Regions from separate parts of the Homo sapiens genome. Here region 1 is linked to region 2. A link is a loop called in an ENCODE intact Hi-C map of the cell type or tissue named here. Cell type or tissue: Caco-2. All regions are shown on one strand. Each heading gives the region's core, and the rest is flanking DNA. Links, peaks and the distances in the headings are about the cores only. Region 1 overlaps LINGO2 (leucine rich repeat and Ig domain containing 2). Region 2 has its middle 480 kb from the start of LINGO2.

Region 1 (16,235 bases), core at 5,322-13,321, 740 kb before region 2:
ACCTTTCATGATTAGAAAATTAAATTACCCTAGGATTAGGAAGCAGCTGTACCAGTTGCATGCTATCTTGGTACCAAGATTGGCCCTATCGTTTTCTAACCTTACAACTTAACAAGCCAGTATTTCCTATAAATCTATTTGTATTAATCTGTAAAATGAGGATACAAAATGCTAAACAGAACTAGAATGAGGATTTGATAAATTAATATATATGAAAGCAACTGGTTATTAAAAGGTATTGATAAACAATAGTAAAATCAGAAACCCTATTATTAACTTGACCATCATGTTTTATTTTTACATAGTTCTTCCATTAACTTTTTATAAGTACGTGGAATCAAATTCTGTACAGAGTTACTCTACTGCCTAATAAGTGTAGAGAACTATTATTAACTCTTGTCTCATTCTTACCTATCTCTCTTAACAGTTACGTAATAAAATTGTTCAATTCTATCTCCAACAATAAAACTTCCAAATAGACTGTAAAACTTTAATCTTCAAGGTGAAAAAATGGCAGTTAGTGGGGTATACCAGAATTGCTCTGGTTCTGAATAATCATGTTTAAAATGTAAATTCTTAGGACTCAACCTATCGTACTGAAGCAGAATCCCCCAAATAGCACCTGCTACCCTCTGTATTTAAAATGCTTTCCAGGTGGTTGTAAACACTTTAAATCTTGAGAACTGTTGCCCTAGAGAAGCAAATGTTAAAAAGCCTCATGATAACGGAACATTGTCATACAGGTTATATGAACAAACCTAAGGTAAAGATCTATTGCTTCTGGCATGGTAATAAATGAATAAAATGCTCATTTTTAGGTACTTGTTTTAGGTTAGGTACTTCTGATAAAGATGAGGCTTCCTTTCACCTCCTCCCCACCAACCTCATGAGTCACACCAATCTCCTAACCCAATTTTGTCCTTATTCTGGAAGATTCCAAAAAGTTCCTCATAAATATTTGAGGGATTTGTATGTTATCAAACCTATCAGTAGATCTAGATATATAGCTAATATGAAAGATCACCAGTAATGTTCTAAGAACGAGATGATTTACATATATGCTTTGTAATCTTTAAAATGTAAGCAATCTGACTGTTATGAACCTCATATTTTAATGAGAATTCTGAGGCTAAAAGATGTTTAGTAACTTGATCACTACTTCAAAGTAGGTAAAACAGAAGCAAATATAGGGTTACTACAGAGAAAAAGCAGAAAGAAATGTGCCCCTACACAGAGAGAATTCTATTTTAAAAAAACTTTTAAAATCAATCCGAAGCTGGACATCAAGTGGGAATTTGGAAATGTTTGGTTAGGAGCTTCTGTAAAATTTTTTAAAGATGCTTGAATTGAAAAGCAATATAGCATAGGAGGGATATGGACATTTATTCAGGTGTTCTCAGAATGGAAATAATCAAAAATAGCTTTAGTAAAGAATTGCCCAGATTCCTTTCCCCTGGTGCTCTGGAAGAAGCCTGTCCTTATTGATGTTGGAGAGTCTAGCCTAATATCTTCCATGCATTCACTAATTTTGTAGGCTTTTTCCTATTAAAAAGTGAAACCATACATTGAAACCTGGAGATAATTGAAGACTGCTCCTCTGAATCTCACACTGAGAGTTGGCTTTCTTTTTCCCCCCATTACATAACACAGAAAGTAAAAATGTAATCTTCAGCAATAGACATGGTATCTGCTCCCACAGAAATGGTGCTATTACCAATACAGAAGCAAGACTATAGGCATGACTACCACAGAGAGAGTGCTTTACAGCCTTCCAAGGCATCACTGTTGAATAACCCAAGCAAATCTGACTCACAGAGACAGAGTACATATGTGGTTCATGATCACCAGGATAGACTTGTTTGAAATTTTTCAGGTAGGCTACCTAAAGCAACTAATTCCAATGGTACTGCTGAGTCCCAGGAACAAAAGAACCTGTGTTCTGGCATTTATAAACTAATATCCTAAATGTGTACTGGAATTCTAAAGGTTTCAACCAGAAATCTGAAATTTCCTCAAACAAATGTCTTCTATGTAAAAAATATATATCTATATCTAGATCTGTATCTATATATCTCTCTATATATCTATATCTATATCTATATATCTGTATCTACATCTATATAGATATAGATATAGAAGCTTCAATTTCCATTATGCTGAATGGAATGTTTCAGATAAACATTTCGTTAATTACAACTCTTCATGGATAGTGCCATAAAAAATAGTGGCTTATATTTTAAATATTCATCCAAGGAGGCAGCATGGCAGTGATAGAGTAGATTTTGCAGTCAAATCACTCTTGAGCCATTTGCTAGTTTCATCAATTTGGATGAGGTTTTAATTTCTCTGAACTTCTGTTTCTGCATCTTTACTCTGTGGATAATAATATCTACCTCTTAAGGCTGTTATGATAACTTACTGACTAACATAAATAATGTACATACACATAGTGGGAAATTAAGAACAAATTTGAGTCTGCTATTGTGCCCTACTCCACTTCAGGAGCAAGAAAATAATCACTGCAAAATAATAGACTTTTTGTTGAATCTCAAACTTGTAGACTGGGTTACAAAATTCCATATTTTTTATGTCATTATCTGCTCGTAGTAAGAAGAAAACCCATACACACACACATATACACGTCTGTATATTTATATATAATATGCATATTATATATACATTTCCTTTATATATATGTAATATGTATATATAGTATGAAATTGGACCAACATATTAAGAATCACTTTCCTCTTACCACAACATGAAGCAATTTCAACATGGATGCTCCAACTTCATTTGGGATACTTCACATATAAGGATCCTATATCTTGAAACCATCTCCAGTGGATTTCCTAGATGAAATGAAACAGAAACTCTTGGGAACATGGAAAATAAAAACCTAGCTTCTTTCAGTAGTGCTCAGCTAAAATTCCACATCATTCTCCATCTTGCTGGTTTTGCCCTAATTATTTAAAAAAATGTTTACTTCCAATCCAATTTGATGTACCCATCCTTGATGACACTATTGCTTGCATTTTCAGGTAATGCATTTTATTATATGTGTTTTCATAAATCAATGAGTATTCTTAAATGTATATTAAAAATCAACTAAATATCAGCAATAGCATATAGATGAGAAAAAGGAGGACAGCAATCAAGTTACAGTGTGTTAGAGAAAGAAAAATAATTTGAATATATAGCTTTTCTCTTTTTCAGATGCTTGTGGATGTCTTTCTAAAAGTTGAATGAATAAAAACCATAATACAATAATGAAACACATTTATCTGTTTCCATTCATCACATTAGTATAAAATATATTACTCTGTACCTATATATTCTAGTCTTGATAATTTTGCAAGCTAAAGCTTTTATAAATCTATAAATTTGCCATTTATAAATTTGCCAGGTATTTATTTGGCTCTTTTGGCAAAATTTGAGCAATTTTCTGACTCTCGCTCTCACACACAGATACATATATGCACATGCACATACACATACCACTTAAAAGTCAAATTTATTGCAAGAAATTATACTACAATCACATAAAATACAATGAAATCACATTTATTTGCCAGGCTAGGTCTATACCCTTTAATAGCTATTTTGGTTTCATTACAATAAATCTTCTACAAAATAATGAAATAAATCTTGGTTATGCAAATCACAGTATTGAAAACACTGAAACCTGATTGTGTAAAACATCTCAAGCTCAAGGAGATATGTCATAGTGATCAATTTTAAATTAGTCACTTTAAAACAAATTCTGTTGCTGCACTCTCTTAGTGCGTTCCTGGATTTCTATTTTTACGAATACAGTAATTACAACGGTACTAGATGGCACAAGTGGATCTCTCTTCCTAAAAGTTAGATATGCAAAAGAGTCCGCTGGGCCCATTAAATAATATTGACATCTCAATTCCTCTTATCGGTTCACTTCAGGTACAGACTTTGAACAATGAAAGTTCCTTCTATTTCCCCTTCAACAGAAGCCAAGTAAGAAATTCGTGTTTTTAAGTTGTTGTCTCGTAGCTGCAAACCTAAAGCAGTGTTTAGAGGGAAATTTATAGCATTAAATGCCGACAGGAGAAAGTGGGAAAGATCTAAAACCGACACCCTAACATCACAATTAAAAGAACTAAAGAACCAAGAGCAAACTAATTCAAAAGCTAGCAGAAGACAAGAAATAACTAAGATCAGACCAGAACTGAAGGAGATAGAGACACGAAAAACCCCTCAAAAATCAATAAATCCAGGAGCTGGGTTTTTGAAAAGATTAACAAAATAGATAGAACATATGTAGCCAGACAAATAAAGAAGAAAAGAGAGCAGAATCAAATAGACACAATAAAAAATGATAAAGGGGATATCACCACTGATCCCACAGAAATACAAACTACCATCAGAGAATACTGTAAACACATCTACACAAATAAAGTAGAAAATCTAGAAGAAATGGATAAATTCCTGAACACATACACCCTCCCAAGACTAAACCAGGAAGAAGTCGAATCCCTGAAGAGACCATTAACAAGTTCTGAAATTGAGACGGTAATTAATAGCCTATCAACCAAAAAAAGCCCAGGACCAGATGGATTCACAGCCGAATTCTACCAGAGGTACAAAGCGGAGCTGGTACCATTCCTTCTGAAACTATTCCAAACAATAGAAAAAGAGGGACTCCTCCCTAACTCATTTTATGAGGCTAGCATCATCCTGATACCAAAACCTGGCAGAGACACAACAAGAAAAAAGAAAATTCAGGCCAATATCCCTGATGAACAGGGATATTGTTCATCAATATTGATGCAAAAATCCTCAATAAAATACTGGATCCTGCAGCACATTAAAAAGTTTATCCACCACAAACAAGTTGGCTTCATCCCTGGGATGCAAGGCTGGTTCAATATACACAAGTCAATAAGCGTAATCCATCAGCAGCACATTAAAACTGAATCCAGCAGCACATTAAAAAGTTTATCCACCACAAACAAGTTGGCTTCATCCCTGGGATGCAAGGCTGGTTCAATATACATAAATCAATAAACGTAATCCACCACATAAACAGAACCAATGACAAAAAGCACATGATTATTTCAGTAGATGCAGAACAAGCTTTCAATAAAAGTCAACACCGCTTCATGCTAAGAACGCTCAATAAACCAGGTATTGATGGAACGTATCTCAAAATAATGAGAGCTATTTATGACAAACCCACAGCCAATATCATATGGAATGGGTAAAAATTGGAAGCATTCCCTTTGAAAAGCAGCACAAGACAAGGATGTCCTCTCTCACCACTCCTATTCAACATAATATCGGAAGTTCTGGCCAGGGCAATCAGGCAAGAGAAAGAAATGAAGGGTATTCAAATAGGAAGAGAGAAAGTCAAATTGTCTCTGCTTGCAAATGACATGATTGCATATTTAGAAAACCCCATTGTCTCAGCCCAAAATCTCCTTAAGCTGATAAGCAATTTCAGCAAAGTCTCAGGATACAAAATCAATGTGCAAAAATCACAAGCATTCCTATACAACAATAATAGACAAACGGAGAGGCAAATCATGAGTGAACTCCCATTCAAAATTGCTACAAAGAAAATAAAATGCCTAGGAATACAAGTTACAAGGGATGTGAAGGACCTCTTCAAGAAGAACCCTAAACCACTGCTCAAGGAAATAAGAGAGGACACAAACAAATAGAAAAACCTTCCATGCTAATGGATAGGAAGAATCAATATGGTGGTGAAAATGGCCATACTGCCCGAAGTAATTTATAGATTCACACTATCCCCATCAAGCTACGACTGACTTTCTTCACAGACAAAATGACTTTAAATTTCATATGGAACCAAAAAAGTGCTCATATAGCCAAGACAATCCTAAGCAAAAAGAACAAAGCTGGAGGCATCATGCTACCTGACTTCAAACTATACTACAAGGCTACAGTAACCAAAACAGCATGGTACTGGTACCAAAACAGATATATAGACCAATGAAACATAACAGAGACCTCAGAAATAATGCCACACATCTACAACCACCTGATCTTTGACAAACCTGACAAAAACAAGCAATGGAGAAGGATTCCCTGTTTAATAAATGGTGTTAGGAAAACTGGCTAGCCACATGCAGAAAACTGAAACTGGACCCCTTCCTTACACCTTCTGCAAAAATTAACTCTAGATGGATTAAAGACTTAAACATAAGACCTAAAACCAAACCTATGTTTCTATATTCTGCTTTGAGATTTTGGGTTTGGGACTCTGCACACCACTTTCCTTTGCCAGATGGTTTCCTTAGATTCTGCAATGGGGGTGGGGGGGCACTGGGGACAGGCCGGTGGGGTGAAGAAAGGGAGAAAGAGGCTTATTCTTTCCTGTTCTCTTGCTGTCAGCATTGTTTAGCAATCATCCTGCACCCTGTCAGCGGCAGTCATTTCTGCCTACCGATTTTTCAAATCCTTCCAGAACCAGCTTATTCTGACCTGACAGAGGTGCCACCCCCAGGTGGCTCGTATCCCATCCTGAGAGCTCTTGAGTTTGAGTTCCCAAGGCCTCTGCTTTGAGCTTCTGAGACACCAACACTGGCTGCATAGCAACACTTCTGAGAAGTGTGATATAGAGATCTACGAAGTCCCTTTTCCAAGCTCCCAGTGCCCCAGCTTTTCATTTCGTTCCCCAAGCCCTAAGGGTGGAGGTGCTTCCTGAGATTACTCTCTCTGTATAACTTCAGGGGCCTCTTTTTCCTCTTCCAGCTCTCCAACAAATATTTAATCCACCCATTATATTAAAATTTCCTTGTTAAAACAACAAGTATGGGACAAAGGATATGAATAGACACTTCTCAAAAGAAGATATTTACATGGCCAAACACATGAAAAAATGCTCAACATCACTGATCATTAGAGAAATGCAAATCAAAACCACAATGAGATACCATCTCACACTAGTCAGAATGGCGATTATTAAAAAGGGTCTCTGACATTAGTTCTCAAACACATTTGTCAGATAAGTGCGTGGATGGAGAGCCCATCCATCCACACACTTACGGGGCATGGAGACCCACAACAGTAGGTGGCAGCAGAGATAGACAGTCAGTGGTCACTTGGTACAGGAAAAAAACAAAGATGGCAGGAGAACCAAAGCCTCATCTAACCTTACTCTTAAGAGTTAAAATCATGGGTTCAATATCTATCTATCTAAATATTTTAATGGTTAAGGGTATGTGTTTTGGCAACACAAAGACAAGTCCTCAAATTTCGACCTCACTACTTTCTAGCTCTGTTTCTTAGTTTTTTCATCTATAAATGGATCTAATGACACTGTGATATACAGCTTTCAAAATGGCTGCAATAATTCCTGCCATCTCTATACATACTCTCTTTGCAATGAAATTTTTCCATTCTCATCTTCCAGAGCTAAAATTTCTTTCTCCATCTCTTAAATCTAGGCTTGCCTAGTGACTTGTTTGCCCACTAAAATGTAGAGGAATGTGACTTCTGAGCCTAGAAACTGCGAGGACTTGCATCTTCTCCTCTTGCCCTCTTAGAACTCTTCCACCACCACAGGAGAAAACCACACTGGCCTTTTCGAGACCTATGGCCCCCTGACAGGTAGCACCAACTGTCAGACAGAGAAGTAGCCACGTTAGACCATCCAGACTCAGTGGAACTGCTAGATGATTGTAGCTGCATGAATGTCCCAGCAGAGATAAGTAGAAGTGCCACCAAGCTGAGCCTCAGATCAAAACGCATGCCCATAGAATTAAAAGCAAATAAAATAATACTTGTTTTAAGTCATTAAGTTTTGAAGTGGTTTGTTATGCAGTGATAAGTTACCCATAACTGATTCAAATCACTACCTTCATAGTATTCTTTTAAGGATTAAAATAAAAGATGTAAGTGAAATGTATGCACAATGTCTGGCATTGGCATAGAATAACTCTCCAAATGTTTACTGGGTATAGAAATTACATTCCCAGCATCAACATGGGATAAACAATGACTGGCCATAATGAATACTAATGAGGAATGTACTCACTCTACAAGAGTTAAATATTGGGGTACATATGTTTGGTCTGAGACTATTGGTTCAAAGTAAAAGAGAGGCATGATTGAATTGAACATTTATCATTACTACTGAGATTCTCTGCCATTCTTTGAGTATCATTACTACTCAGGTATTTTTCTGGGAACTTGAATTAAGGTAAATGGGTATGAGGAGATAGAAAGTTGTCTTATATCAGTGCTCAAACGTTTAGGAATCAGGGTCTATATACTCTTTAAAATGAAGAGCATTAATTAATGTATATAAATTTTCATTTATCATATTAGAAATGAAAGCTGAGAAAAACTTTTAACAATCGTCATTGATTATCAGTTAATTATTATGAAAACACTAATTTAAAAATAAAAATAAACCCATAAAACAGTAACATAAATGACACATTTTTATGAAAGATAATTATATTTTCCAAAACAAAAAAATTAGGGGAGTGAGACTGTTCTATATTTTTGTAAATTTCCTTAAAATTTGACTTAATAGAAAATAGCCTTATTCAATCTGCATTCAACCTGTGTGATATATTATTTTAGTGGAAACCTATGAAGAATATCTAGTCTGATATAGACATGTATTTTTGGAGAAAAGAAAGAGATTTTTACTGCTTTTAAAGTTATTGTAGAATACTTCTTTGATAGCATAGCAACATTTTATGAGTAGTAGTTTCTAAAAGATCAGTTACAATATAAAATCTAAAACCAAATCAAATAACTTTTCATATTATTATATTAAAATCCACTGGCTATCTCTTATTGTGAATGGATCCTTTATCTATGACTGCTTGATCATCATGCACTGGTGATCCAGAAAATATTGGTTCACTAAATTAGGCATAATCAAATTATTAACACATACAAAATACTAAAAATTACTCTTGTTAAAATTACCGCTAATCTTATCCGAATAATTTTAAAGTATTGGGAAGTGTCACACCTATGGTAGCACAAAGAATTTTCAAAATTTTAACTTTTACTTCAAAGCTCAAACTTGATCACTGGCAACAAATACAAATACAAAATAGTTGCTTTCCTTGAAGTTACAAGATCACTTTGTTTATTTTTGAGAAATATATGCCAAATACCTTAAGCCTCAATAGCTTTAGTTTGACTATTAGTTACACTTTTATGTTAAAATGATGTTAAATGAAAAAGTAGCTAGTTCAGTGTGCAACTCAATTACAAAAGTACTTTTTGTTCTAGAAAACATCATACTTCAGTTTGCAGCAAATGTGCTTTATGCATACTTCACATTTCATCACAAAGGATATTAAGATGGTGTTTATTCAAAGAACAAGTTATAAAAAATAATGCATACTACTTCATAAAGGACACTGTTAAGTGACCTGCCATTTTGTTTTTTTTTGCTTGTTTACTTTAAAGAAATGATGGTGGAAAATACAGTGACTGCTAGTAACAGTCTGGTGTTGCCAGATTGAATTGTGCTAAGATTCTGGAAATTTTACCTACCATTGCCTTTGCACCATCATGGAAACTGTTAACACAATGAAGACACAAATAATACCTTAGTCTTAACTTAAAAATAGTTTTCACCTAGCACACGGCTCAAAAGGATCTTGGGAACTCCCATGGTACACGGACAAGAATTTTGAGAATGACTATCAAATAGTGACTTAAAAACAAAAACTGAAGTGTTAGAGTGTTTCTAGGAACTTGAGTATAAACAATCCTCTTTTAGGCCAGGGTGGAGATACCACTTTCCACCTTCAGTAACATCACTCTCGTGAGTTAGAAAGGATTTAGATTAAGATTAAAATAACTAAGGCTGGACCAAGGGAAACTGCCCTGCTCATAATTGCTTACCCCATACCTGGGACTGTAATGACTCATACCGAACCAATGTCAAAAACCCTGAATCAACTGAGGGAATTGGCAAAAGAGGGACAGAGATAGAGAAAGAAAGTGAGAGGACACAGAAGACCCATGAAGTTATAGACAAAAAGAAACGGAGATTAGGAAATCAATAAATATAGGGAGAGAAGGAGGAAAGTGTGAAAGGAGGGAGACAAAAAGAGAAACAATCATAGAGTCGAAATAGAGAGAGAGAGTGTGTGAGAGAGAGAGATAATGTTTTGAGGACACAAAAGCTAACAGAGATAGACAGGCAAAGAGAAACAGAGTCAGAAGGAGACAGAGAATAAGTATGCTATCATATTAGATTGTCAATGAAAGGAAAGGCAAAAATCTTTGCTTTGACATAGTTTTCAAGTAGTCACAGATTTTCTCTCTCTTCTGTGAGGCTGATTGACTATGGATGCATGGGAGTGTCTGCTTGCATGTGGATTAGGAAGATTGCTGCCTTTTCCTTCTGCCATGACCTGAAAGCCACACTGACTGCTGATGGAGGTAGTAAGGGATGTCCTGCAGTGGAAGAAGATAGACCTAGGAATCTGCAGCATAAAAGAGGTGTCTTGGTGCATGAGAACGAGACCTGGCACTGGGCATCTTCCAGGTTGACATAATTACCAGGCTGGGTGAGAGATGTAGTGTAAGTGCTTTACTTTGTCACTTATCAAATCTCACTGGTAAGGCCTAAAGAAACTGAATCTTCAGGAGAACTAAACATATAATTTTCCCTTTAACCATAATAGGGAATTGCCACTGGTCCTCTCTATCAAACATTAGATATGTTCAGATTCTTAAATGGAGACACAGTAAGGAACCACTTTGGATGTATGTATGTATGTAGAGATAAGGTCTTGCTATGTTTCCTAGGCTGGTCTCAAACTCCTGGCCACAAGCAATCCTCCCACCTTGGCACTGGGATTACAGGCATGAACGACCATGCCCAGCCCCACCTCACATTTAAAAACAAGATTACAAACAAGTAATTCCTAAATATTAACACTATTATTGGAAAACACACAGAAAGACAGAATGCTATATTCACTGTAAGTAAATGGAAACAGGTTAAAAAAAAATTAGGTGACTCTGTGTCATTACAGTGTGTTCCTATTAGTGTTCACATTGTATAAAAGGAAGAGTGGGGAGTGGTCAATAAGATTAGGTTTCATATCAGTCCACGGCATGAAAATGGGAATTCTGGGCTGCTATTCACCATTATGAAGACAAAGGCAACTTGGTATCAAGTGTCTCTAAGGACAGGAAAAGCTGTATGTAATCTTAGTTGGAGAGGGGAAAAAAACATGAGCAGGGAGAATGAAAGAGCTACCAGCACCAGCTGCTGTGATGCCAAACAGGAAGATGAGCTCTCCCTGTGCTCTTGCCAATTCAGGTTAATATTTAAAAACTTAAAACTGTACTCTGATTTTTATTAAAGTGACAGGTTTTTGTCTTGAAGTGGCACTGTTTCTTTATCTGTAAAGTGAAGTGCGGGAATCACACTGGTATTTCCCAGACTATTCCGTATAATGCTTGTGCACTAGAAGATGCTAACATAATCAAGTTTGACAAATATTTCCTTCCTTCCTTCCTCCATCCCTCCCTCCCCCTTTCCTTCCTCCCTTCTTTCCCTCCCACCCTCCCTCCCTCCCCCTTTCCTTCTTCCCTTCTTTCCCTCCCTCCCTCCTCCCTCCCTTCCTTTCTTCCTTCCTTCCTCCCTCCCTTCCCTCCTCCCTCCCCTGCCTCCTCTCCCCTTCTCTCCCCTCCCCTTCCCTCCCCTCCCCTTCCCTTCTCCTTTTCTTGCCTTTATTCCTCTTCTTTCCTTGTCATTCCCTCACAGTCTACTTAACATAATAAAGATTCTAAGACTACCACAATGAAAGAAAATATTTAAACTGATTTAAACACAGAATTTCTTTCTCTTTTTCCATATTGCCATCTCTTGGGATGATAACATTACCCTGGGAAACAATTTATGAAATGCCAAACTTCGTACTTGCTAAAAACCCTTATGAATCCAGGATTCTATGATTCTAAGCAGGACTAAGTGGGAGCACAGGAAATTGTCCCCTAAATTAGCTCCATTTGCCTCTGTAACCCAAGTGTCTGGACTCAACATATTCAGAAGCCTGGCAGTTGAGGGCCATGGAGAATAGCCTATTACTTAGTCTCTTTGGATATCATCAGCATCGCACTAAGACACTGTGCATGTGAAGCACACCCTGGGACGTATGATTATCTTACCACCACTTAATTTTTAGGTCAATGAGCACAAGAGGAAATTTCCTTTTGAAAAGATCAGGAAATTAATGTAGGATTGCAGGAATTACATACAATTCCCCATGCAATGCAATGCCAAATTTCAAAAAGTACAAAGGGATGCACATGAAATTTGGCAGAATTAGGAGTCTTTACCTTGAAGGAGAAAGAGAATGAAAATTATCTGCCTGAAGTAAGCATTAATGCTTTATTTTATGGGTATGTTCTTTCTTTTAGTTCAGCATTCTCTAGATTCTCTTAAACTTTATGATTTTTGTTTGATTATTGTCTATCTCTTAAAGGTGAGGCTTCACAGTTCCAGGTGGCAGTAATAAAGTCCATACTTATGGATGTCTCAATGTCTCCAATCTGTGGAATATAAATTTTGAATATATACAAGTTGAGTGGCTTCCATTTTCAGGATGTGAAATATCTGTTCATGTTTTTGTTGTTTTGATTGTTTATATCACTTTATGTGGCAATACCTAGACCATCATAAAAGAGGTTTGGCAAAGTAAAATCTACCTGAAGATTTTAACATTTAGTGGGAAAACGCATTCATAGATCACTTTGCCCTAGAATTTCCACTTACCAGTAAAATAGAGACAATAAGAATAATTTATTAAGCACTTTTTATATTCTTGGCAATGCACTAATTTCTTTACTTATAGCATCTGAATGCTTATAATAAGTCTATGAGGTTGGTGCTGTTAACATGTCCATTTTATATTGAAACTCAAAGTAGTTACATAAACTTTTTCAAAGTCACACTGCTTTTAATGGCAAATCTTGTGATCAGATCTAGGTTTGTCTGATTCCAAAGTCTAAATTATTAATGATGCTCCTTCATTGCTAATTGTTTCTTTATTCAGTGCAATCGTAGTAGCCAACAGATGACCATCCATTAAGACTCATGTCATAGACTATCTGAATATTCTGCATTGTTAACTGGATGAGTCTAACCTTGGACTGGATTCTGGGAGCTGCAGCTGTATTTAAGGATTGTAATGATATTGACCTCAGCAGGTAGAATGTGAAGCTGAAGAAAAGCCAGAGACAATGTCTCATGGTGACCCTGTAATGATGAATCAAATTATTAACAAAATATTTAATAAGAGTATCTAGGCAAAAAGACAACACATGAATTCAGACAATAGAAGCAAAAGATAATACAGTAATGGCAAAACAAGTTTGAAATGGCAGCAGAGGTAGTCTAAAAAGATTCCCTGAGGTACTGAAAAAAGGGGTGCTGACACTTTTTTAGAATGCCGACAGCCTCTCCAGTGTAAGGGGAATGTTTTAAAACCTACCAAGTTGTATCTGACAGGTTATCAGCCCTCCAGGAATCGGCATCTCCCCTCCTTTACCGTACAATGAGCCCCCTTATCATATTATGCACCTACGCTTTACTTTTTAGGCAGGTTAAACTGCTGTGAGGTACACTGCAAATGATAAGAAAGGAGAGAAGAGGAGAAAAAAGGAGAGAAGGGGAGAAGAAGGGAAGGGAGGGGGGAGAGGGAGAGAAGAGTGTTGAGTTGATGAGGAGGAGTGAGAGACTGAGAGAAAGAGAGGTTGGCCATGGCAATGATATCCAAGGAAGGAGCCTCAGTCAAAGATGATGCCAAGACCTCAGAGACTCAGCTCTTAATAACCACTAACAGGATGATGACATCAAAACTAACAACATGCAAAGGGAAAGAGCAGGGACTGGTACATGGGACAATGTTCAACAGGATCACTCAGATAACTTTGTGGTAGAACTTGGTGGAACACAATCATTGGAGAAATCTGTGGTGTAGCTTGGTGTATTTCACCACCTAATCCCCAGTGCATGTGTAAGTGCCTGTCACCCTGCATGTACTGCTCATGTTTGTGAAATCTCCTCAAGTTGCCAAGGTCTGCTGAGTTGGTTTGTTGTACAGGTTTTGAAATCGCTGGATTGGAAATGAGAAATAAACCTATGAGACTGAGGGTAGAGATGAAAGAAAACAGAGAAACGGTCTCAACATTAGAAGATGGGAGGAAGAAAACAAAATTATTTCTGGAAAATTATCATAGTCTATTGTCTCATAAGAACAATAAAGTAGATATAATAATTGGGAAATAAATTGCTGAGGTAAAAGAGATAGATCAGAGGTGAGGTCTAGATACATTATAATAACCCAAATAATAAAGGTACATGAGAATAGAAGGAGAGGAGTAAATTAAAGGAAGATGTGGACAAAATAAGGATGAGAAAAACTAGATACATGTATAGGATCACCAAGGAGCAAAAATGATTCAAGAAACAAGGAATTAAATTTATTTATCACTCATATTCTCCTTCAGTTCCTTTCTCTTTTCTTTTATCTCTCTCTCTCTCTCTCTCTCCCTCACACACACACACACACACACACACACACACACAGAGAACAATGAACCCAAGGATTCAGCACTTAATCTACCAGCCCAGTTCTATCTAATACTGAATAGTGACAAACAGAATTATTGTGACTGTTTACAAATGGCTACTGCTTCCAGGCAATTTTCAAGGCCTGGAAGAAAGTATAAATGTCATCTAGACATAGTGAAACATAAAAGACATTTTGGATGTTAGAGCTCAGACTTTTAATATATACCAACTCTAAAAGCTGCAATTATGTGGTAGCAATAACCATGTGGGTAAATATAGTGTACATCTCAAAGATAATAAAATAAATGGTCCTCATAGGGTAGTTTTAATGCTAAATTTTGTGTTTGTAACAATTACATTTTAAATCTTTAATGCTGGTGTTAAGATTTTCAGCATAAGTGAGTTAGGTTGTTCACACTATTCAGACTCAAAAGTAACAAATGTTCTTGGAGCAAAAAAGTACATAGAAATTCTACTTTCATGAATCTATTCTTGATATGTGTAGGATTTTGACTAAAAGCATTTTAATTATAGTTTTAATTAAAAAAGATAGCTCTCAAGAAAACACCCTTCCCTCTCTAAGAAAAGATAGCAAATAATTAGAACACCTATAATCACAGCATTTTGAAAGGCCAAGGCACGAAGATTGCTTGAAGCCTGGTGTTCAAGACCAGCCTGAGCAACACAGCAAGATTCTGTCTCTACAAAACACAAAAGAATTAGCCAAGCATGGCAGTGGGCACCTGCAGTTCCAGCTACTGAGGAGGCTGAGGCAGGAGAATCACTGGAACCTAGGAGTATGAGGTTACAGTGAGCTATGATGGAGTCATATGATGGAGCCAGCCTAGATGACAGGGTACGACCTTTTCTCTAAAACGAACAAACAGAAAATGTCTCTGTGTGTTGTGTGTTATAGAAAAAAGTTACGGAAGTGTCCTAAAATGTTATTATCTGTGCTCATTTGTGAGTGATAAGAAATATGTATAATTGTCACTTTAAAGTATTCTGATATTATTTAATTTTTTTGTGTGGGCACATATTTCATTTATATGTGGGAAAATTATTTCTAAAAATAAATAGGCAGATGTAACTTATAAATAGGTTACAAAAACCACTTCTATGATCAGTATGCCAAAAATATGTTTATATAAAATAATGGTTGCTGAGTCATCAGAACAGTCCATATTCTAGAAAATGTTGAAAAAAATCAAGTAAATTTATTAATTCATTTGTTCATTTATTCATTCACTCAAGACACCTTTATTTAAATTTTAACAAAATATTGAATTATTTAATATTCACTACATATGAATCACTACTAATCACAAGGTCTACAGGAATGGAGGAAGCACCATAGCTGTCTTTAAAATGACCAAATGCCATGAAATCAGAAAATGGTTATGCTCATGTATATTTCTGATATGCTCATGTAGATTTATTTGGCTAAGAAGCATTCAGACATTGGTAATAGTAGAAATCCAGCTATATACTGTAAGGTTTGGAATAATTGGAATAGGCACAATTCTCTAGATGGCAATACAATCTTACTGTCATACTATCGCCGGCAAGAGTCTGATCTGTAGCAAGAATGCACATAGGTTTGCCTTCCCCTTCCTTTTTTTCCCATCCTGGCAGACAGGCCCTGAATTTCTAGTTTCAAGCAGCC
Region 2 (16,235 bases), core at 3,417-11,416:
TATATTCATCCTAAAATTCACATAATAGAGATACTCATAATTTTGGTAGAGGCTTTCATTTTTGTTGCCTAAATATCAATATTGTCTCTGGAGGTCTTGAGAGTAAGGAAACACATTCAGTTAGTGCAAGACTTTGACTGAGAATAGTTTTGTCACCTTATGTTTGACATACTATTATGCTGAGCATTATGCAAAGCAATGTTATATAGAATCTATTTGTTCAGATAGGTAGTAACTAAATCACGAGGTCAAGAAAATTATGCCATTTCAGCCAGAGTATAATAAATACAGACTTCTTACACCTCTGTTTAGAAAATAGACTTGACTCATTTCTGACCTAATGAATCAGATTTTTAATGTCTCTTTTTCTTTATGGAATTATTTCTTGAAGAATAAATGAGGGCAAATGGAGTGACTTATTTCCTACTTCATTCAAAAAATGGTACAAAGCTCAAGTGGTTTATGTGATTGGAAAAAGAGAAACCTCACTAAATTTAATTAGAGTCGCTCCCATACTTTCTCATTTTCTTTTAATACAAGTATTTGTCTTACTAAAGAGCTTAATAGGAATATAAATGTCAATAAGGAAATGAAACCACAGCCAAATAGATAATGGAGAAATGTGTCTCCAGGCGGAAAAATAAGCCCTGGGTCAAAAAATGTAACTTTTTTCAATAAGAATATGTAGTTTCAAGATTTTCTTTGAAAAATTGACTCACATTGTTTAAGTAAGTGAGGTGTATAGTTTTAGAATGCCAAGATTGTTTCAAAAATGAAAATTTAAAATTTTACACTTGATAAATTCATAGTATAATAGCATGAGGAGCCCTTCAGACCAGCTCCCCAGTGAAATGGTAAAAATCATTAGTGTGTTTCTTTTTTAACAAATACAATAATTTCAAAGCTCTGGAAATTATTCTAATGGAAGACAACAAATTAAAAAAATCTATTCAAGAAAGTGTTTGAAAATCAGGTAAATGGGAAAATGTGTAGTACTCAAACCAAGAATGTGTTCTTCCTCTACCTCTTCAGTCTAAGACAAAACCTCCAGACTAATGTAGCCAAGAACATACAGTTTCATTTCCTGCCAGCTCCAAGTCAAAAGAATTTCTTCCCAGGAGGAACAATACATTTGCACTTCTCAACTTGCCCTCTGCTACTTATTGCCATGGCTAAGTTCTGAGTAAATGTGGTGGAGACATGAGACTTCTTCCTTTTGCCCAGATATCACTTATGAAATGGAGACTTTACACATGGCACCATGAAAATGAGTGATTCCCAAGTACCCTTGCCCTGGCTTATAAGTTAGTGGTTTCTTGCCAGGAGAGACAAACCAAGAAGACCCCAGGCTACTTTCTATTTGCTCCCTTAATTCTTAGCATCAAAAGTGAGAGCATCACTCAAAGAAAAGTGTGTTCCCATGTCCAGATCCACAGCCATGGCACTGAGATATTTTCTGAAATGAGAAACATAACATAAATAGTTTCATATTTCTTCCCAAAGGAAGTAATTTAATTTGCAATAGGACCTGGAGAAGTCCAAGCCTAAGAGTGCTCCCTAGAACAGTGGAGGTTGAGCCAAAAGGCAGTTAAGAGGAGATTTCCACACTTTATGCCTAATGAAGATTCAGGACAAATTGTAGGGTGTCCAGTTTGCAGGAGAGAGCCAAAAAAATAAAAATGAAGAAGGAAGAGAAGGAGGAGGAGGGGAGAGGGAGGAGGAGGGGGAGGGGCAGGGGCAGGGAGTGGGGGAGAGGGGGAGGGGGAGGGAGAGGGAGAAAACAGCTGTGGGGAGCCTTCCTGCTATCAGAAAAAAATATCAAACACCTAAAGGAAGTATTCCCTTAAAGGAGCCAAAATTAGAGTAATTTATTTCCCAGGGCATTGTTGAAGATAATATCAACAGCGAGCAGCGTAGATGAACATCAGTGTGTGATCAGAGCAAGAGACCCAGAAAGCCCTGTCAAAACTATTTTTATTTCAGAGTGACTACAGCTTTATCTTCTGAGGAAAAACGCCATACGGTTATTACTGCAGTGAGGTTGGGGAAAGGGGAGGTGAATAAACTTCACTAGAATAACTTAGCCAATGTCTAAACAAATAAACAAACAAATAACAATTACATAGTCCAGAGGGAGTAGTAAAAGTGGATATAATATATAATATAAAATGTCCACTTTCAGCAAAAAAAAAAAAAAAGACAAGATAAGAAATAAAGAAAGTATAACACAAGCACTGCACTGGGGAAAAAAGAACACAGGCTATACACACTGCTTTTGAAAGAGACCAGAAGTAAGATTTGACAGATACATAAGTATTCTTGTAAGTAAAATAACAATTTTATAAGCAAAATAAAATAAAAATACTTATAAGTAACTATTATGAATATTTTCAAAGAATTCAAAGAATGCCATGAGAGAAGCAAAGGAAGGTATGGTGTTGATGTTACATAAAATAGAGAATATTACTAATAAGATATAAATTAGAAGAAAAATGAATGAAAATTCTGTAGTTAAAAATCACAATAACTAAAATGAGAAATTCACAAGAGAGATTCTATGGTAGATTTTAATTGATAGAAAACAGATATAACAAACTTGAATATAGACCTATGGATATGCAATCTGAAAAACAGAGAGAAAACGGAATGAAGAAAAATAGAGCTTCAGAGAAATCTTTGCCAATATTAATGCACCAATATATGTGTAATAGGAGTACTAGTAGAAGGTAGAAAAAAAACAGAAAAAAATTTTAAGAAATAACTACTCACAACTTTCCAAATTTATTGAAAAGCAATACTGTATGTATCCAGAAAGCTTAATGAGCTCCAAAAAGGAAAAAAAAATCAAATGGATCCACTGACACAGCATAGTAAATATGCCAAGAGTCAAAGACAAGCAGGAACTCTTGAAAGCACCTAGAAATAAATGACTTGTCACCTATGAAAAATTCGGTAAGAACAACAGCTAACTTATCAGCAGAAACAATGGAGGGCAGAAGGCAGAGGACTAATCTATTCAACTGATGAAATAAAAATTGTCAACTGGCAAGTCTTTATTTAAAAAATGAAGGTAAAATTAAGACATTTTCAGATAAACAAAAACTAAGTGATTTTTTTTTTGCAGGCATACCCGCCTTATAAGTAATATTAAAGGAAGCTGTTTAGATGGAAAGTAAGTAACCCCAGATAGTAATTCAATTCCACACGAAAATATAAAGAGGAACAGTAAAGTTAATTATGTAATTATAATAAAATATAAATGCAAATTCTTCTTTAACTGATTTCAAAAGAAATTGCATAAAATTATATGTATATAATATATTGTCAGGCTTATATCAAGCTGCAGCTTTTACTAATATTTGCCAATAGCGACACAAACAAAAGATGTCAGTGGGAGAAAAGCTGTATCAGACTGAGAAAATGTTTAGAGATAAATATATATAGCAATACCATAAAAGGAAGACAAATGAATAGAAATATACAGGAATAATATTTGTATATATCGCTGAGATTAAGCTAGTATAAACTTGAAGGTGATTTTGGAATACATACATAAGCATATATATAAAACCAAAAGCTTCTTTTTTGAGAAGATCAACAAGTGGACAAACTTTTAGCTAGATTGACTAATCTAGCTTATAAATAAATAGATAAATATATGTATATGTGTATACACAAACACACACACACACACACACACAGACACACACACACACAGTTCTGGAACAACTAAAAAAACCCTCAAACCTTTACACAAAGTAAAAAATATTAAAGTAAAATGCCTCATAAAATAATATTTGCCTGGGCGTGGTGGCTTATGCCTGTAATCCCAGCACTTTGGGAGGTCGAGGCAGGTGGATCGCCTGAGGTCAGGAGTTCGAGACCATCCTGGCCAACATAGCGAAACCCCATCTCTACTAAAAATACAAAAAATTAGCTGGGTGTGGTGGCACGTGCTTGTAATCCCAGCTACTAGGGAGGCTGAGACAGGAGAATCGCTTGAACCCAGGAGGTGGAGGTTGCAGTGAGCCAAGATCATGCCACTGCACTCTAGCTTGGGCAACAAGAGGGAAACTCTATCTCAAAAAATAATAATAATAATAATATTCACCCAATTAAAAAAAGTTTTTGAAGAAAAGAAAGTATAGGCCAGGCATGGTGGCTCACACCTGTAATCCCAGCACTTTGGGAGGCTGAGGTGGGTGGATCATGAGGTGAGGAGTTCAAGACCAGCCTGGCCAAGAGGGTGAAACCCAGTCTCTACTAAAAAGACAAAAATTAGCCTGGTGTAGTGGTGCACACCTGTAATCCCAGCTACTCGGGAGGCTGAGGCAGAAGAATTGCTTGAACCTGGGAAGCGGAGGTTTCAGTGAGCCGAGATCACGCCACTGCACTCCAGCCTGGGTGACAGAGCAAGACTCCGTTTTTGAGAAAAAAAAAAGAAAGAAAAAAGAAAGTATACAGAAAGAAAAAAATACATGAGACACGTAAAAAGCAAAAATTAACAGACACAAATCCAACACTATTAGTAATAACATTAAGTGTAAATGAATAAAAAATGTAATCAAAAGACAGTTATTGTAAGACTGGATTTAAAATTCTAACTGTGTACTGTCTACAGCACCTTGATTTAAAATATAAATTTATTGAAAGTAAAAAGATGAATAAAGATATATTATACAAGCAGCAACCACAGAATTAGTGGCTATAATAATTCTAGGCAGATAATGAAACAAAATATGTTATTAATAACTTTTTTTTTTGAGACAGAGTTTCTCTCTTGTTGCCCAGGCTGAACTGCCATGGCACCATTTCGGCTCACTGCAACCTCCGCCTCCCAGGTTCAAGTGATTCTCCTGTCTCAGCCTCCCAAGGAACTGGGATTACAGTGCCTGCCACCATGCCCAGCTAATTTTCTGGGGTTTCACCTTGTTGGCCAGGCTGGTCTTGAACTGCTGACCTCAGGTGATCCACCCGACTTGGTCTCTCAAAGTCATGGGATTACAGCTGTGAGCCACCACGCCTGGCCCATATTTTTTATCATTATAAAATGATATATAATTTTATCATTATAAAATTTTATTCTATAATTTTATTAAGAGAAACATTTTATAATGATAAAAACGTAACGATAAAATGTTAATTCAAGAAGATACAATAGTTATAAATATGTATGTATCAATAGTAACAGAGCACCAATTTATATGAAAACTGATGAAAGTAGAAAAAAACAAAGTGAATAAATGGTTGCATACATCAATGCACCACTTTCTGTAATGGATAGAACAATTAGACAAAAAATAAAGGAAATAAACAATTTAGCACTATAAGCCAACTAGACCTGGAAAACATCTATAAAACACATCACAATAATAGAATGTACACTTTCCTCAAGTGCACATAGAACACCTCCATGATAGACCATATCCTGGCCATAAAGCAAATGTTAATAAATGTAAAAGGATAGAAATAATGTGAAATATGTTTTGTGATTGCAATGGAATAAATTTAGAAATCAATCAAGGAAAAAAAATTAGGAAATTCACAAATACATGGATATTGAAAAACATTTAGAAATGTTTAAATAACTACTGGGTCAAAAAAAATCAAAAGGGAAATCAGAAAATACTTTGAAATGAATGAAAATGAAAAAGCATAACAATATTTAATGGGGGTACAGATAGAGTAGTCCTTATTGGGGGACTTATAGCTGTACATGGATATATCAAGAAGAGAAATTTCTAATCCATAACCCAAACTTCCACTCTGAGACACTGAACAAAAGAGCAGAGTAAGCCTAAATCAAGCATAGTAAAGGACATAATAACAATTAGAGCTAAGATTCATGAGAGAATAGAAAAATGATAGACAAAATAAGTGGGCGCAAAATCTTATTTTTGAGAAGATCAACAAATGGACAAACTTTTAGCTAGACTGATCAAGAAAAAAAGTGAATAGAATCAGAAATAAAAGGTTTTTACTACTAATCATGTAGAAATAAAATATCAGGAAGGAATACTATAAACAATTGTATGCCAATAAATTATATAACATAGATGAAATAGACAATTTTTAAAGAAACATACTGATTACTAAAACTGACTCAACAAAAATAAGCAATTTAATAGGACTTACAAGTTAATTGATTAATAATAATATTAGTAACAATAATAAACCTATCATAAAGAAAAAGCCTGACCCAGGAGCTTTCATTACTATCTTCTCCCAGACATTATAAAAAGTCCTTTTACCAACTCTTGACAAACTCTTCCAATGAGTAAAAGAGAAGATAGTATTTCCCAACTCAATTAGGTCATTATTAATCTGAAACCAAACCAGACAAAGACCTCACAATAAATGAAAACTACAGACCAATATCTGTTATGAATATGGGTTCAAATGCTTAACAAAATAGTAACCAAATTTACAAGGCAGTCCTTCATAAAAAGCAGGCTGGAATGCTCAGGCATAGTCTAGGCTACAGTCTTTAGTTATTAAGTCAAACACTATTCTATGTCTTGCTGTAAAGACATTTTATAGATATAGTTTAAGTCCATAATCTGCTGACTTTAGGTAAAATCATCTCAGATAATCTGGGTGGTCTTGAATCAATGAGCTGAGAAGCTTTAAGAACAGAACTGGGGCTTCCCTGAAAAAGAAGAAATTCTGCCTGTGAAATACAGATTCAACCTGCACATGAAAGATTTGACCTGCTCTTCCTGGCCACCTGCCCCATGGACTTCAGACCTTCTTAGCCAGCTCCCACAATTGCACACATTAATTCCTTGCAATAACTCGGTAAACAAATGTCTTCTACTGGCTCTGTTTCTCTGGTTGCACCCTGACAGAATTAGATTTAGATTATTTTTGTTTTCACAAACTACCATAAATCAAATTAATTAGACGACATGTTTCCAGTAACCAGCATACCTGAATTTGAATAATAGTTTAGTTTTTAAGACATGAAATATCTATTTATAAAAAAAGTCAGTTCAGAGAGACGTGGAGTAAAATGGCAGAGTGAGACTCTCCAAAATCATCCACTGACAGAATCATCAATTTGAACAACTATCCATGCATGAGAAAACCTTCATAAGAGCTAAGGAAACAAGATGTGAGTTCACAGTACCTGGTTTAAGCATAATAATGAGTAAAGATTCATTGAAGAAGTTTTACATTAGCTATGTCACCCCTGCCCCAACCCCAGGCAGCACAGCACAGATAGACACCAGCTGCCTGTGGAGAAGGAAATAAAAATAAACCAGGACTTCGCCTTGGAATCAGTAGAGGCCCCACTGCTGTAAAACCGAGTGCTGGGCAGATCCCCAGGCCAGCACCAATGGGCAAAGCCTCTAGACACGTGACAGTGCCAGACAGGAACCTGTGGCTATGGCAAGAGAGAATCAAGATCTAATCCACATCATCACTGGCTGACTACAATGACCTTGAACACTGAACAAACCTCAGTGGCAGGCAGGCCATAGTGGTCACGACCTTAGGTATACCCCAATACTATGCTGGTCTCAGGGATCATGGACTTCGAATGAGACCCAGCACTATGTCAGCCTCAGCAGTTAAAGGATTCCTGCTGCAGAGGTCCTAGGCTTAGGGGGCCCCCTAGTGCTTCAACAACTTAAAGACCTCGCAGTCACCTAACCTCACTTGCGTTGAATCTATGGACAGCACTATTGCCAAAGGAACCTCCCAAAGAAAGCCATGCTGTGAAAACTTGGTTAGGTACCAATATCAATTCACAGACTTTGATGCACAGCCACAGGATTAAGATCAAGTAGGGAAATAAGACATCATAAATGGACAAAATAATGTGACAGTGACTGATCCTAAAGAGATGGTGATGTAGGCACCACCTGAAAAAAAATTCAAAATAACTGTTTTATGGAAACTATGCAAATATGAATAAAATAAAAAGAATTTATAAATTTATCAAATAAATTTTACAGAGATTAAAATAATTTTTTTAAAAAATAACAAATTTTAAAGCTAAAGAATACATGAACAAAATAAAGAAATTGAATGCAGAGCATCAACAGCACAATTGATCAAGCAGAGAAAATAATTTGTGAACTCCAAGACAGGTTAATTGAAAACAAACATTCATAGAAGAAAAATTAAAAAGGAATAAAGAAAGCTTATGGCATTTATGTAATAACAATAACAAGGGCAAATGTATGGGTTATTGGTGATCAAGAGGAAGAAGAGACCAAAGCATAGGAAGCTTCTTTAAAGAAAAAACAAAAACCTTTCAAACCCAGCCAAAGATGTAAATTCCAGGTACAAGAAGGTCAAAGGTTTTCAAGCAGATTCAATCCAAATAAAATTTTACCCATAATGTATAATAATCAAAATGTCAAAGATCAAAGACAAAGAAAGAATCCTGAAAACATTAAGAGAAAGAAAGCAAATATGCCTAACAGCAGAAGCAGATTTCTCAGTAGAAACCTTATTGGCCAGGAAAGAGTGAGACGGTATATTCAAAATGCTAAAAAAAAAAAAAGCAGTCAACCAAGAATACTATACCTAGCAAAGCTGATCTTCAGAAATGGAGAGATAAAGACTTTCCTGGATAATCAAAAGCTAAGGGAGTTAATCATCACCAGTCATGTCTTACAATAAATGCTGAAGAAAGTTCTTCAAGATTAAAGGTAAAGACTCTGACAAGAAACACAGAAACGTCTGAGGGTATATTATTCACTGGTACTCTAGACAAAATGGGCGTTACAGACAATCCAGCAGCTACCAAATGCACATTCTTCTCAATGCCATATAGACCGTTGTGCAGGATAGACTATATGTTAGGACTCAAATTAAGTCTCAGCAAATTTAAGATGATTGAAATCATATCATGTATCTCTTCTGACCACAATGGTATAAAATAGGAAATCAATAACAAGAGGAACTCGGAAACATTACATTACATGGAAAGCAAACAACATACTCCTAAACAACCAGTTTGTGAATGAAGAAATCAAAAGGGAAATTTAAAAATTTATTGTGGCAAATGATCATAAAACTACAACACACCAAAAATAACAAATAACCTTATTTTTAAAAATTGGCTAAAGACCTGAATAGACCATTCTCAAAAGAAGACATACAAATGGCAAACAGGTAAACAAAAAGCTAAACATCACTAATAAGGAAATACAAACCAAGACCACAATTAGGTATCACCTTATCCAAGTTACAATGGCCATTATTAAAAGACAAAAGATAGCAAGTGTTGGCATGGATATGGGAAAAATAGAATCCTTGTACACTGTTTTTGGGAATGTAAATTAGTACCCCCATTATTGAAAACAGCATGGAGCTTTCTCAAAAAAATTAAAAATAGAATGACCATATGATTCAGCAATCTCACTATGGGATATATATCCAAAAGAAAGGATTTGATATGTCAAAGACACATCTGCACTTTAATGTTTATTGAAGCATTATTCACACTAGTCAATGTGTGAAATCAACCTAAGTGTCCATCAATGGAGGAATCAATAAAGAAAATATGGGATATATATACAATCGAATTTTCAGCTATAAAGATTAAGTCCTGCTATTTGCAGCAACGTGGATCAACCTGAAGGACATTATGTTAAGTGAAATAAGCCAAGCATAGAAAGACAAATGCTACATTATCTCAGTGATATGTGTAATCTAGAAAGTTAATCACATAAAAACAGAGGAATGGAGGTTACCGAGGCTTGCGTGGTTATGTGGGGGAAGAGAAATGAAAGACGTTGGTCAAAGGATACATAATTACAGTTAGGAAGAATATATTTCAAGAGATCTATTGTACAACAAGGTAACTATAGTTAATGATTATAGATTGTATTCTTGAAAAATATAAAAAGCATAGATGTTATGTGCTCTTAAAACAAAAGTGATAATTGTATGAGATAATGCATTTGTTATTTAGCTAGATTTAAGCATTTGATAATGTATGTCTTTCAAAACATTACATCATAAATGACCAAAACATACAATGCTATCTGTCAATTTAAAAAACAGTCAGCCGGGTGTGGTGGCTCACACCTGTAATCCCAGCACTTTGGAGGCCGAGGCAGGCCGATCACGAGGTCAGGAGTTCAAGACCAGCCTGGCCAAGATGGTGAAACCCCGTCTCTACTAAAAATACAAAAATTAGCCAGGTGCGGTGGCACATCCTGTAGCCACAGCTCCTCGGGAGGCTGAGGCAGGAGAATCACTTGAACCCAGGAGGCGGAGGTTGTAGTGAGTTGGGACTGTGCCATTGTACTCCAGCCTGGGTGACAGAGCAAGACTCCATCTCAAATAAAATAAAATAAAATAAAATAAACCAGTAAATATCTAATTAGTATTAACTATAAAGTTACAAACCAGCCTTTGAATCGTTTTGTTTGGTCATGAAAAGTAATCATTTAGAACCCTATGTTTTGAATGTAGCAAAGTGTCTATATTTTATCTTATATATATTTATTTCAAGTGAGATAATTAGTCACACAATAAGATCAATAATAATAATTCAACATAAGTGATCTAGAGGTTCTTTAAAATTATCTTATAAATATCACCTTAGATTGACCATTTTTAAGTGAGCAAACATTTAGATCCAATTTGATTTCATAGTCTTAATGAAGAAAACTAAATGACCTTTCCAACTATTAACTTAATTCAATGCCTGGGACGGTCAACACTTCTCGATGGACTGTGACTGAAACAGAACAGCAGAAAATATGCTCACTTTGTTTTTAGTAGGATAAATTTTATTTTATTTGTAATGAGCTAAATTTAGAGAAACACCATTAGGTCCACAAATTTAAACAGTAAAATTATGATTCTTGTCCTTTAAGCTTTATTTTTTATATGCAGCTAGATTAAAAATACAGTTTTGACAAAGTTTGGAAAACAGCAGTAATGAGGAATAATGTTTAGTTAGTTTAGTCAAAAAACATACTTACAAGATGGTACAGACTGTAGTTATTTGTTGGAGAATTCTGATGATGCCAAGAGAGTTTCACTTAGCAAAGATATACAAAAATGTTTGCCATTTTATATAATGAAAATTATGCCAATACATAATTTTACATAAAAAATTAACAGTCAGAAGCATTCTAGTTCCATCCATGGCACAGTAACTGGGACTAACTTGCTTTCCCAGGAAAAAAAACTATAATACTAAACAAAATAAATGCAGAAACTGTTTTCAGGCAGTGAGCAATGGATAGAATAGGACTATAATTATTGCAAAAAGGAAAACACAGAAGTTAAGCCCCATGCAAATTACCTTACACGTCTTTATGGGAAGGCTTGTATAATAGGAGTTAAGGAGAACCATAGCTGAGCTACGGAGGCAGAAATTAGAGTTCTTTCTCACAAAAATGAAAAGGTTCCAGAGATAAGGCAGCGCATGATGGTATATAGAATTTGCATGGAAATTTACCAAGGTTACTAGAGTGAAGGTTGTTTTACTCAAGTGTAGGCAAAGACTTCACGACATCTAATATACATCATCTACTTCTGGGCTGTGAACTGACTGGTGATACCATAAATTATGCCTTATGGGGACATTCTTGAGTTCTAGCCCAGTGGTAGTGGAGAGCCCTCACTGAGCACCCAGTGCATTCAAACTAAACCCCAAAATAAAGACATTCCTAATAGAATGGAGCACACCCTAGAGCAAGAAGAATAAGGAAATCTGAAGATTCTCAGTGAATTGTGTGGTAGTATTATGTCTAATATATGTACAATTTGATTCCAAGATGACTATGATAGAGAACAGGGCAAAGTAATGATTGAGAAAATATATCCACAATGAGATAAAAAGTTTTATTTTATTCAACATTTAGCTATTTTGCACTGCATGAGTTGTTCAAAATGTCTCATCTGTTACACTGCCACAAGTAGAAATTCAATACATTAATTTTTGAACTGATATTAATTTGTTTCAACATTTTCTATACCTGTTCACTCCTACCCTTCAGATTATGGCAGATAGTATTGAAATTTAAATGAATTAGGGCACTTTCTTTATAAGCCAACAGAGGACATAGTAGATGCTTGATGAATCAAGTTTATTTGGGCAGTAAGTGGTGTTGCTTAGTATTTTTTCCAATGGCATGATGGTGGGACTAATTAATGTTATATGACTTGCTATGGATGACCCATGTACAATAATGACATTTATGACTCAAAGGAAATCTATTTGAATTGCTTTTCCAGTAGAAGTCAAAGGCAGTTTAGTGTTATGACAAATTATTATAAAGATTGAAAATACTGTTATGTTGCTGTTTTCATTCACATAATGTTGACTGGAATGCAGTGTGACTCTAGACGATTTCCCCTATTTTTAATGCAATAGTATTAGTATAATATACACTATGTTTAATTGAATTTAGTTTTACCTGTCACAGTATCACTTGCAAATAATTAACAAAATCAGCAGACCTGAAGTATATTTTGGATCTAGTCATTTTCGACAATATATTTTTTTCTCCCTGCCTTCTTTACTGAATGTCTAAGACAGTTGTTAGTTTCAAACTATGTTCTGATCATAGTTTCCTGGTGACATGCTAGGAGTATTTAATACTAAAAGAATGACTATGCACGTTGACTCATCCACTTTGAGAAGATAAAACAACTGAAACATTAATTTTATGCTAATAATAAATGACACCTAATATGTCATGGAATGAAATGCAATCTGCCTGCATTTTCTAAAATAAGACATAGTGTTCAAAAATACTCTTTACCAATAGTAGAAACTTCAAACTACACCTTTAAATGGTCAGAACATGCATTCACTTAGCTTTTAGAGGCACTTCAATAAAAACATTTTAAAAGCACAAAATTAATGGGTTATATTTCAATTTGTTATTCATTTTATAACCACTTTAAACATTATTGAGGTGGCATATGGCAACATATTGTGCAATATGACTCTAAATGTAGATTTAGAAATTTTAAAAATGGAGATTAAGTTAAAAATAAATAAGGCAAAAGCCCAGATTAATATGTTTATTAAAAGTTGAAATTATAATTGACTCTGAGTTTCATAGGTTCCAAGAAAAAGGAAGATAAGAAGAGAGATTCTAAACTGGCATGACTTCTAAATATAAACATGACTTATCTGGTGGAAAACATGTTACTAGGTCTTAATTTGAAAATGAATTTTCAAGTACCAAGCATCAATTTTAGGTGATACCCAATAAAATCCAAGGGAATCATATTAAAATATTATTCAGTGAAGGCAATTCTCTAAGGAAAAACAAAATATATTTTGTTAAAGCCTATCAATTGGACATGCCTGTAAAATTTTCAACCTTGAACATGCCTTTAAAATTTTGGAGATTATCTGAGTTGCTGATTGAAGGAAAATTATTCTGGACATCAGATGTCAAAGGAACAAGATGAAGATTTTGTTAGGATAATTTAAGCCTTTGATTTGTAGTCTCATCTTGGAGTTCTGGGCCAGAGGAAAGCCTGGACATTTTCTTAAGAATGCGATCTAGGTTTGCCCAAGTGTCCAAATAAGCATTAAATGTGAACAAAATCATAGCTTTCTGTACCATAGTACATGAATGACCATTAATTTGTAGAAAAATAAAGCAAAAGTTACTTATTTTACTAGAAGTGAAGTTCAAAATAATTACTGAGGAATATCTAATTTGAGTAGGGCCTGAATCCTCAGCTTATTGGATAAACTGAACTACTCCATTTAGGATACTTGTTATTTTCATCATTTTTTTTTACACTTTGTTGTATTTGTTTTGTCTCTATTATTATTAGCTAAAAACAGTTACTTCCTTAGACTATCACCATTTTGTAATAATAAGATAATTTTTATTTGATGGGTCAATAGGTATTATATTAACTATGCCTAAAATATAATTAACTTATTAAAATAAAATTTGAAGTGATGAGAGCATAAGCTGTAGATTAGTTTCACATGAATCAAGATTAGTGTTTGTTTTTCAGAAATTTTGTAGTTGCCCACCCTGGTTTTTCTAGTAGCTTTTTAGTTCTTGAATGTCAAGTAGCTAAATGTCAAACTAAAACCCATCTGTCTAAACATAAAAGAATAACTTGGGAAAAATTCAGTTTTTGAAAATTGGCAAGAATAAGAATTTTTAAAATTAATATTGTAATAAACCATTTGTTTCTATTTATGTCACCAGAACTAAAATGTTATATTAAAAAAAATTAAATGACAATAAAAGTAAATGTAGGATTACAATTTAAAAATATAGCTTGTATTTTCAGTCTATCTTAAATCTTGGAAACAATTACTAGGTGAATTTTTTAAAAAATATTGACACATTTTAAGAGAGGATTTAAAGGATATGGAGATAGTGAGTTTTTATGGTATGGTAATAATTTAAATTATATTAAATTTGAAAACCAGATCTTAAGCCAGAGACTTTTTCTAAAATCTAAAAACACATGGAAAATTTTACTAGGATAATAATATAACTTAGAAAGCTTTTTCAATAATCAATAGGAAAACATGCCTTCATAATTTCCCTTATGAAAAATGTTGTTTGCTGATCAGTCTTTATAGTTGTTACTGATGTCTTATCTCAGGGCCTCTTATACAGATATGGATTGAATTTTACATTTTTATGGTACAGGGAAAGAGGATGTGTTCCTAATAATAATTTAAACTCAAATCCCTTAATCCATATTTTCCTTTGAGTATTTTTTGAGCAACCACTACACGTTCCAGGCTACATTCTAGGTATAATGGATAGAGAAATAAGCAAAACTTAGTTAAAAATTCTCCATTCTCATAGATTCTGCATTTTTGTGGGACAGGCAGTAAACAGATAAACCAGTAGGTAAATATTTATACCTCAGTGAAAAAATAAGGCAAGGCAAAGGACTAGAGAGTAAGAGGAATGTTTTTTAGGCTGGGAAAATTCTGTATGTTAGTTTTCCAACTTTTTTAAAGCCTTATTTATTTATTTATATATTTTTTTTGTTGTTTTTGTTATTGTTTTATCTTTATGCACATTCATTCTTCAAGAATCTAGCCAGGTTAGAGTGATTCTGGCCTCCAACGTTTGGACCAACTAGTGAGAAAGATCTCTGGAAGAAATAAAAGCAATTTCTTCCGGAATACAGCTAAACTCATATATTCATCACAGCTCTATTCACAATAGCAAAGACATGGAATCAACCCAGGAGCTCATAAAAAGTGGATTGAATACAGAAAATCTGGTACATATACACCATGGGATATTATGCAGCCATGAAAAAATGAAATCGTGTTTTGCAGCAACATAGATGCAGCTGGAGGCCATTATCCTAAGTGAATTAATGAAGGGACAGTAAAAAAAAAATACTACAGGTTTTTACTTATAAGAGGAAACTAAGAATTGGGTACTCGCAGATATAAAGATGGCAACAATAGACACTGAGGACTACTAGAGGGGAATGGAAGGAATAGAGGCAAGTGTTGAAAAACTAACTATTGGGTACTATGCTCACTACCTGGGTGATGGGATCAATCATACCCCAAACTTCAGCATCATGTAATATACCCATGTAACAACCCTCCACCTGTACCCCTTGAATCTAAAATAAAATTTGAAAAAAATTTTTTTAAAATCTGATTACAGCTAATGTGGACATAGTAACCTCTGCTAATCTGGAAAGAAACTGATGGCAGCCCCAGTCACAGTTATATTGAGGATTAAAATAAATCGAGGACCAGATTGTGGATCTACATCTTAAGGATAAAGAACCACTAATAAGATTAACTATTGAAAATATAGTGGTTCTGATTTCTTGACAGAAAAATATGTAAAATTTTTGTAAACTTTTCCCTCAAGCTGCCATTTAAATATATTATGTTGTACTTAGAGATAACTTTGGCCAGTTTTCCCATTTTATGTGGATTTTTTTTTTGCTATAACAGTAGGCCATTCAGAAGTAAATTTAGCCATTTCATAATTTCTGTGGATAAAAACTTATGAGTTTAACTGAATCATTTAATATTGTTTAAATTATTTTATATTTTTACAATTACTCAAATAGTTGTATTGGACAATAAAGTTCAATTTCACTGCAAAAATATTTTTAGACAAATAAATAAGATGTAAACATCAAAAGTTAGATAATTTGTCACTGGCCTTTAGGGAAATTTGTCGTATGTTATCAAAAGCAGAAATTTTATCATTAGATATGCCAGTGCAGACCTAACATAATTTGGTTTCAAATTGAGAAAAATGTGTTCTGGTTAT

The links. Hi-C counts contacts between places; a loop is a spot of excess contacts. Peaks named below come from ENCODE experiments on the same cell type or tissue, not always from the same donor. Only the 100,000 strongest peaks of a DNase experiment are listed, where the experiment ranks them.
Region 1: a loop joins it to region 2, with 6 times the contacts of the local background. A loop is called at or near these places in 3 of 110 quality-filtered maps.

The regions. Positions count from the first base shown.
Region 1 is chr9:28,945,063-28,961,297 of GRCh38, forward strand. It overlaps LINGO2 (leucine rich repeat and Ig domain containing 2), which reads right to left. Exons shown (of 7, transcript NM_001258282.3): 2 at 2,756-2,852. Among named protein-coding and RNA genes, the nearest start is that of MIR873, 64 kb to the left of the region's middle. In Caco-2, for the core only: no CTCF peak of the experiment used is centred there; no DNase peak of the experiment used is centred there.
Region 2 is chr9:29,684,604-29,700,838 of GRCh38, forward strand. No RefSeq gene overlaps it. Among named protein-coding and RNA genes, the nearest start is that of LINGO2, 480 kb to the left of the region's middle. In Caco-2, for the core only: no CTCF peak of the experiment used is centred there; a DNase peak (open chromatin) is centred at 7,618.